2 separate regions of the Homo sapiens genome follow, and region 2 is linked to region 1. Evidence: chromatin contacts called from ENCODE Hi-C or POLR2A ChIA-PET data. All regions are on one chromosome and are shown on one strand. Each heading gives the region's core, a stretch centred on a gene start or an enhancer-like site at or near the end of the contact. The rest is flanking DNA. Distances are from core to core; before and after follow the strand shown. Region 1 holds the start of PMP22 (peripheral myelin protein 22). Region 2 overlaps TEKT3 (tektin 3).

The links. Hi-C counts contacts between places; a loop is a spot of excess contacts on that map. ChIA-PET counts read pairs that join two places held with the same protein, here RNA polymerase II (POLR2A). Pooled maps may share reads with other maps.
Region 2: a map of transverse colon shows a loop between it and region 1 (3-fold over the local background). The contact joins the enhancer-like site here to the promoter of PMP22 in region 1. A Hi-C loop is called at or near these places in 8 of 168 maps with a recorded cell type or tissue (IMR-90, Right ventricle myocardium inferior, gastrocnemius medialis and 5 more) and 11 of 50 pooled maps. POLR2A ChIA-PET finds 5 or more read pairs at or near these places in 4 of 52 experiments (A549, AG04450, HEK293 and 1 more).

The regions. Positions count from the first base shown.
Region 1 is chr17:15,263,210-15,267,578 of GRCh38, forward strand. PMP22 (peripheral myelin protein 22) reads right to left here and starts at 2,117. Exons shown (of 5, transcript NM_000304.4): 1 at 1,945-2,117. It overlaps LOC124903931 (a long non-coding RNA gene), which reads left to right. Exons shown (of 2, transcript XR_007065632.1): 2 at 2,247-2,700.
Region 2 is chr17:15,305,399-15,309,767 of GRCh38, forward strand. TEKT3 (tektin 3) reads right to left here. Exons shown (of 9, transcript NM_031898.3): 8 at 3,266-3,420. LOC124903932 (a long non-coding RNA gene) reads left to right here. Exons shown (of 3, transcript XR_007065634.1): 2 at 2,263-2,462. Among named protein-coding and RNA genes, the nearest start is that of TEKT3, 34 kb to the right of the region's middle. Within about 2 kb of position 2,425, at least 3 of the 41 ENCODE cell types and tissues checked have a DNase peak (open chromatin) inside an H3K27ac peak, as active enhancers do; they include transverse colon, where a contact is called at or near this core.

The DNA of each region.
Region 1 (4,369 bases), core at 867-3,366:
GGGATTGGGCTCCTCCTAGCCTAGGCAAAACCAGACTACCACCGAATAAGCTCTAGGCAAAGTGTTCCTGCAGCAGTCGGGCTTGGCTGTCAGCCTTGGCTGGAGTCCTGGCCATGGGGTTTGGCGGGCGGGTGCGAGGTGGCCATTTGAGGTGGGGTTGGAGCAGCCAAGGAAATCAGCTGATTCATAGCCTCCTAACGTGGCCCGCCCAGCGTTACAGGGAGAGAGGCTAGCCCCCTTCAGTCTCGGCTTGGCAGAGGCGCGCCCAACTGAGACTCCCGTGCGCAGGCCAGCCTTGAGGCACGGGACAGGGAGCAGGAATGTGGATGTTAAAGGTTTCTGCCTGAAAATGCAGCAGTTCACGCACGCGCGCGCACACACACACACACACACACTTCCCTACCTCTAGTGTACTGTGTCATAGAAGCTCATCACTCTCAATGATTCAAATAATTCTATATTATTTTACGATTTGAAAGGAGCTGCTATTTTAGCTAATTGTATATTCTTACGGTAAGTAAAAATAAATTTGAAAAAGATCTTCAAACAATGATCTTTTTAAAACTATCGTGTTATCAGATTAAAATGAAGTGTACTTGTAAACACTGCATTTACAGTGCCCGTTATATGCCAAGCACTTTGCCTGGACTTTATATGCATGGTCTGTGAGAGGCAGTATGGTGCAGTGGTTAGGCACTCTGGCTCTGGGCTCCAACAAACCTAATCACCCTGCTTACTTTTGTTGTGAATTTGGGCAATTTCTCAAGTTCACTGAGCTTCAGTTTTCTCAGGTGCAAAAGGAAATAGTAATGCCTGCTTTAAAGGTTTATGGTGGTGATTGAAGGAGACAATATGTACAAAGCAGTTAACATCGTGTCTGCAACATAATAAGGGCCCAGTGCCCAAATTGCCACCACTATTATTATATCACATTTAACTCTCACATCAACCTTTCAGGGAAGACCTGACCACCTCTGCACTAAAGTAGCTTGTAACTCTGATAGGTAGGTAGGTAGGTAGGTAGATAGATAGATAGATAGATAGATATAGATAGATAGATAAAGATTTATAAATGAAAGTGCATATGCAAGTAGAAAAAAAAGTCTAAAGACATGGCAGTGTTTTCTTTCCTCCACAGGTCATTTTATAAGTTAGATTTGCTCTAGAAATTATTACTTTGTTTTATGCCATTTGGACATTTATTTATTTAACCAACACTTATGTGATCACAACATACTCAGGACTGTTCTAAGTAAGCACTTTAGAAATATGAGCATATCTAACTCAGGGTTTTCTTTCCCTTCCTTTGTGATTTTCAAATAAACTTTTTAATAAAGTCTAATACACATACAGAAAAGTGCATATATTGGGTGCTACAGCTCGCTTCTTCCTTTCTTTTGAACCCAATAGTTTAATCAATAACCACCCAGGTCACAGCCACACCATATACTGCCAGACAGGTAAACCCAACCCATCTGTCCCTCACTGCCTCTGGCCTCCTGCCTGGTTCTCAATGGTGGCAGAGGAAGTGCTACTCAGTGCCTGCTGACCAGGCTTGCCACACCCAGAGCCCGGCTGGCCAAGGCTCTGCCACAGGTGGCAGCTTCTCCCTAACCTGCTTACCAAGGCCACCTGCCAGCTGTGTGTGCACAGCTATTTTCCATGGGGGAAAAAGCATCTAGATTCCTTTCTTCCTTTCAATCTGGATGCATTAGGGTTTCTAGATGCTCTCAGATGGCCCCCCACCTCCCCAGCCAGAGTATATATCCACCTTTTAACCAAGGATATAAAAAGCCCTCTGAATCTCCAGTCAATTCCAACACAAATGCACCATCTCTCCTGCAATCCTTTTCATTTGCGGCTTGCAGGGGGTGGGAAATTAGGCAATTCTTGTAAAGCATAGGCACACATCACCCAGAGGCACAGTTTGCCAATAAAACTCACCCGGCCAAACAGCGTAACCCCTTCTTCCAAGCAGATTTCTTTGCAGCCAAATGCAAGGGATGTTAAGGCAAGACCCTCCCCACAGGGCAGTCAGAGACCCGCAGCCGACAGACTAAGCCTGCAGCTTCCAACCAGGCTCCCCGAGATGTTCCCTGGTGGTGCTCCCTGTAACTGAAGCCAGACCAGGCGTCTTTCCAGTTTATTCAGGGGCTGGTCCAATGCTGGGATATGTCATGGTGGCCTGAGAGGTTCTCAGCCTCTATTATTTAAAGAGACAGTGTCCAACTTTGTTTGCTTTCCAGAATACAATAATCCCAAGAGGCCCTGCAGGGCATGGAGAAACTGGAATCAGAAGGGAGAAGAGCTTTGAGTATGCCTGAAGCCTGTGATGCCAAGACTGTTCTCTCTGGAAGTGCCAACCTGTGTAATAGCCAAGAGGTCCCACTGGCTCCCCTCCCCTCCCAGTGAATTCTGCAGAGATTAAATATACTGTGGGAAGGATCTGTGTCTACAGTGTTACATACGTGCAGGTAAGTTTTATTTTAAATAAACTTCCTTTTAAGGAGCCCAAACATTGCACAGCTAATCTCTCACAGCATCACAGCAGTGAGCCAAATGTCTCAAGAGTCACCAAATCAAGCCTCCTTTGTTCCAACCCCTGGTTGGAAGGACTCCCTGTTACCTGCCTTGTCTGCCTAGACCCCATCGCAAATGATCACATGTGTTGTACATTAGAATAAAACTTAGGGAAATGTGTTCTTCCGACTCTGTCTTTAATGTGCCCGAATCAAGCTGACCTTCATGAGATAATTCAATGCAAGTAAACGAACCTCTATTGAAAACTATTGAAAACTTTCTAACCTGTCAGGCAGAATAGGCTGGAAGAGCAATTGGAAATTCTTGGAGAGGGAAGTAAAGGAAGTTATGGCATATTTAGGTTCTTTGCAGCGTACCACTCCAGCTCCCAGAGAGTCCTCCATCCCTTGAACCGCTTCTAGCTGCAAACTCTGACACAAGAGGACTGGTTTCATTGCATGAGTTTCCTGGAATTCTGGCACTTGGGGCATAAGACTTCCTCTTGTGTTAGGGATCCCCAGTCTGGAGAGACCTGCAGAATTTGGAGGAGTCCCTCCCTGTCACACACTTTACGTTTGATTGGACTCTCCAGTCACAAGGGCCTCTCAATGGCCCTCTCCCCTGTTCTGCCCACAGCCAGCATCTGCTCACAGCCAGCATCACAGCCAGTGCCAATAAAATAGTTTCACCTTTCTCTCTTTGCTGAAATCATTTTTATTTTTCACAGCAGTGGTTCTTTAGAATCACTCAAGAGCTTTGCAAATGACCTAGCCTGGGCCATGGTCAGAGAAGCTGACTCAGGTGTTTTGGGATGGGGCTCAGGTATGGGTAATTTCCAGTGTCTTTCTCCCCGCTGGATGTTTCGTTGTCCAGCCAGGTTGTCATGTGGAGTTAGATTGTCGCTGATTTCCTTCCAGCTCCCTTCTGTTGTGGAACCCAAATGGAGATGAGGTACAGTGTGGGCTGCTGCAGTATTATGCAAGTTATAAGTCTGTTCTGCCAGGCAAAACGGTGTGTGTGTGTGCGCGTGTATCTGTGTGTGTGTGTGTGCGCGTGTGCGTGTGTGTGACAGAGAGAGAGAGAGAGGAGCCTCCCTCAGTCCTCCTCTGACATGGTCTGTACGGGGACTGGGAACAGTGAGCATGGTTTTTGCAGCCTCTCCAGACAGTCTTTTCCTGGGTACTGCCATGATCAGCTCCAAAGGCTACACGACAGAGGCTGCTGTCCGTCAGGCCAGGATCAAGCCTGAAGACACGTAAGATTATTTCTGATCTAAGAGCTAAAGATTCAGAGGAAAAGGGGTAGGGCCTGGTGAGTGTGGGGCATGGCTTCTGGCCAGATAGGAGCAGTCTGATTAGCCCTCCCTCTCTCCTTCCATGAGCTCCACATTCTGAGACCTGCTCTCTTGGCCTCACGTCTCTTTTGCCCAGGTCCTCCATCTCCAGCAGCCAAACCCCGAAGTCCCTGTTGGCTGTCAGCAGTAGAGCTGTTCACTGTTGTGTGCCACTGGCCCTGTCTACCAGATGCCAACACACTTGTCTTTACCCATCTGGGCCAGACTCTCTTCCCTTCCCAGAGTCAGGTGAGGAAAACTCCTTCCTCGTCTCCCATTTCCAATAACCTTTTCTCAGCCAAATGGGACCCCTATCCCATGCATCTGTGTTGAGCAATGTCTCTGCAAAGCTGTAGGCTATATCCCACTGAGCCTCTTGCAAAATAAACACATAGAATAGTCACCAAATAACATTTATTATTATTTGCTATCCTCCCTTCCATTTACAGATAGGAAAAATGAGAATCGGGATTCTCTGAGGAAACACAGTTGAGTCAATGAGACTGGCTATTTCTA
Region 2 (4,369 bases), core at 1,175-3,674, 42 kb after region 1:
TTTGGTTTTGTCTGGGGACGGTAAACACAAAACCTGAGAACTCATCAGAAAGCAAATTTCTTGTTATTGTTTAGGCCAAACTGAATTAAAAAAGAAAGGCTTTTTAAAGATCCCAGGGTATAAAATATCACTAGCAAAGAAATACATCTTCGGCGAGGCTGCCGCAGATGGCTGGTAATGGGATTTTTGATGGTGGATTGTTTACAATCACACGGGGCCTGCCTCTTGTCTCCCACCCTCCCTGGCTTCAACAGGAACCCTGAACCCCAACGTAGGAAACAGAGCAGGATGATATATGTGTCTTTACTCCTTTCAGCCAAATACGAGTCTAGTGGAAATTTTATCTGGGAGGGAACATTTGAAAATATACATGTCAAAACATCAATGCTAAAAAAAAAAAAAAAATCGAGATATAGAACGTAGGCAGTTAGAATACTTGTTTTCACACTGCTGCATGGACACAACTAGGGAATAACATGCTTCCACTTCTCTCATCGTTAATTAGAAATATATTTTTCATCATCTTCAAGGCCCTATTTCACTCCCAGTTTCCTTGTTCTTGGCTGATTGCAGAGAGCTGTTCTGCTGAAGTCACTCTTTCTCTTTCTTTCTTCTTTTTTTTGGAATTACAGAACCACAAAATGTCTTGCATTCAAATACAAATAAAGCTACCACAGTTTATTTATATATATGTGTGTGTGTGTGTGTGTGTGTGTGTGTGTGTGTGTGTGCATATATATATACATAAAGATTATTTAAGTAGAGCAGAGCCTGGTCTGTCTGGCCTGCCACCAAAAATGCCAAGAATGTTTAGAATCACTTTTGAAATAACTCGTTTAGAACATTTTTAAATAAAAGTAAGTCTTGAAATGAAAACAGCAATTTTTCTCAGTCCCCACTCCCCTTAGTTTATGATCTTTATTTTTTCTAAATCTAGACCGCCGAAGGGCTGCTTTCAGAACCATCCATTTAAAAAGGAAAGTAATCCCCTCCCCCAATAATAATCCTAAAGATTTTTGGCAAGGATATTTTAACAAGAAAACTTGACAGAAACAAAAGTAGGTTTTGTTCAAAAGTCAGTAAAGGAGCAGAGGAAATAGACATACCATGAAGTCGGCAGGAAGTGAAAGAAAAGCAAATTCTGTTTAGCCAGGAATAGGAAAAAAAAAAAAAAGAGTAAAAATCATTCAGCTCCTCAGGAGAAGCTGTGAATGCCTCATTGTTTGATAATTCCGAAGTCCTATTAGACCACTACCCAAAACTCATTTTAAAAGCAACCCTGTGTCTGTCTAACGGCAGTATAAACAATTTATTTGTTCCCATCTCCACTTTTGATGACTCTGCAGAGATTTTTGGAGAACGAAACATCAGTTCAGCTTCTCCTAATAACATTTACATAAAGTCAAAACTGGTGATCTAACTCTAATAGGCCAAGTGGGTGTGCACTCACTGCTGGGTTCTTCTAAAGCAGAGAGGTGCCTCCAGTTGGCTGTCTAGGGGCCCATGTAGTCTCTGGAGTGGAGAGCTGCTTATCCTAAATAATGAGCTGTGCATGAAGAGGGGTTCTATGGAACCCACTTTGAAAAACATGCAGCCTGAGTGATCTCTTCTGTGGCTATGGCCTAGATAACAGCTCCACCAGGAGAAATACAACTCATCCTGGAAATGAAGATCATTTGCGTACAACCTAAAGCACGCTTCATGGCACTCAACACAGACAACATGCGTGCTATACACGTAAGGTGTTTCATCATAATGATCTCCTCTGTGACCTTCAGTTTCATCCTCTGTGTGAGAGGGAGATGAGCATGCAGCATTTACTTTGCCAACTCTTCTCAAATGAGATCAGGTACCTGACAGGGGGATGGTAAATGCATTACACAACGTAAAACACAGGAGAAAGAGAAGCAAATGGCTTGGTGGAATAGAACTCTGGGGTGAGACAGGCAAAGACTCAAACTGCAGCTCTCTCACCACTAAATGTGGCCTGGGCCAAGCCACTCACCCACTCCTGCCTCAGTTTCCTCACTTGTAATATGAAGGTAATGAATGAGATAGTATAAAGTGCTTAGGGCAGTGCCCAGCATCGAGTCAGGTTAAGAGATGGTAGCAGCTATTATTATCATTGCATTGATTATCGCCATCATTATCTTTACTATTATTATCATCATCATCAATGTTGGCCTCACAAGATCCCCCTTCCTTCCATTTCAGGAAATCCACTGTCTCAAACCACCACTTATTTCTTTATTTTATCCTTAGGATCAATCCTTCAAGATAAGAGAATTTTATCGTGGAAGCAGAGCGAGTGGCATCTCCCCACTGCACCAGAAAGGCTTCTGGAGTTCACGCACTGCCCTTGGCTCCTCCAGTTGCTATCAAGTTGATTTACTTCTGCATGGAGCATCTTAGGACCTAAGAATAGCAATGATGAAACCCAGAAAGAAAAGGCAGACTCACAGGTATTGGGAAATTGGAAATGAAGCCGGATTGTGGCGGGGGTAGGGAGGGAATCTTGGCCAGTTCATTACAAGTCCATCCCAAAATGAATCTTCAAAGTGAAAATAATAATAAAATTCATGTAGTGTTTAGTAGATAAACTGTGGGGTCAGATTCCTCCTGCTGTGTATATATAGGAGCTGTGCTCGATGAAGACCAGCTGGCTTTGATTTCTACTGAGAATGAAACACATTGAAATAAACTTAAATGAGATCCTCAGTCACAAAGACAGCAAATGAGTAGATAGGAGTCAGTGGAATTGGTACTGAAAGTCCCTTTTCTGTCGCGTTCCCCATGCTGAGAAATACACAGAAAGTCACAAACTGCTGCTTATAAGACAGGAGTTCTGGAAACTCCGAAGACTCCAAGAACATGCAAAAGAACCCGAACACCACACTGGCCTCCCCGAATGAGTTAAAGGCTTAATAGCACTTTTTGTGTGTGTAGCGTTGATGTCCTTTCCTTTTTTAAGGATTTGTGGTAAAATATACATAACATAAAACTTTAACCAATCTTAAGTGTACAGATCAGTGGCATTAAGTACATTCACACTGTTGGTGCAACCGTCACCGCCATCCATCTGCAGGACTGTTTCATCATCCCACACTGAAACTCTTCTGCATTCAACATCTCCCCATTACTACCATTCTCACAGAAGGCTCCTACATGCTGCGTATGGGCAGAAAGCAGCTTTCTAAAGAGCCAGGCACCACAGTTGGTCTGGTGGCCCTCCGAGCGAGCCCCGAGCCTTCCCCTCCCACCTTACCGTAGCTGAGCCATGTCTCGGCACAACTCAATGTTCGGCCGTCTTGTGCGCTCATCCAGTCTGGTCTGAGCCACCTTCAGGAAGGCAGTCTTGTCCTTGATGGCCTTCTTGATGGATTCTATGGTCATTTCAGTCTGGAAAATCTCCTGCAGGGTCTGTGACAAAGAGAAGCAACTGCCTGAGGCTTTGGTGTGGTCCCTTCAACAACCCGCCTCCCACCTCTTGCCTGTCCACTCCATGTCCAGCACGTGCCTTGACCTCGCTGATGAGGAAGTTGCTTCACCAAGACCGTCTATCCTTTCCAGCCCTGCCCCAGGGAACCCACGTGTCTCACTGGAGCTGGCATGCACCTGCTCTGGAGAGTGGGCGGCGCCTCTCTCCCCAACCCTAGGCTTGGCAACCTCATTTTGGTAGCTGGAAATCAGCCAGGGTGGGAGTATTTCAACTACAGAAATTGGCAAATGCTCCAAATTAGGGGCTCCCTGCAAGCTGCCCCCAATGGCCGTTGTTAATTACTGACCAGCACACCTCTGTGTTCTGATAAAAGTGAGGCTTTGAGTGGCCCTGATCTCCCTCCTCACATCCATATATCTGTGCATCTCTTCCCACTTTCTCTTCCTACCAACTTGAGCATTGCTTTCCTGCTCACAGAGGATTTCCCTTGCAGAGAATCAGGCTTCAGTTTCAGGTACCTCACTTGCAATAGAGGAGTACTGGCAGTTTTGTATTCCTGATTTTGTATTCGTTTTTTCTTAAAGAGGCCACCACCCCAAATTGCGTAAACATGGATCCCCCTTTGGTTCTCCCTCCTCTTTCTCTGTAAAGAGAGTCCCTGTCCTATGCTCTGAAAAGCCTCCCTTCTCCACGCATCTTGATCTCTGCACTCCTGTAGCTCCACATCCTCCCCATTACTGTCCCTCTTCCTGGGTTCCCTTCCATGGCCTGGAGACACAACCAAGAATCATCTTTTTTTTGGAAACCCTATGTTTTTACCACCACTCTCCCATCCAGTCCCAACTGAGTCCTCTGCCAAATGTATTCAACCATGGCTGTGCCCACTGCCTTCACTTCCCACCCACCCAGTCTCTCAGTGGCCCCTGGATT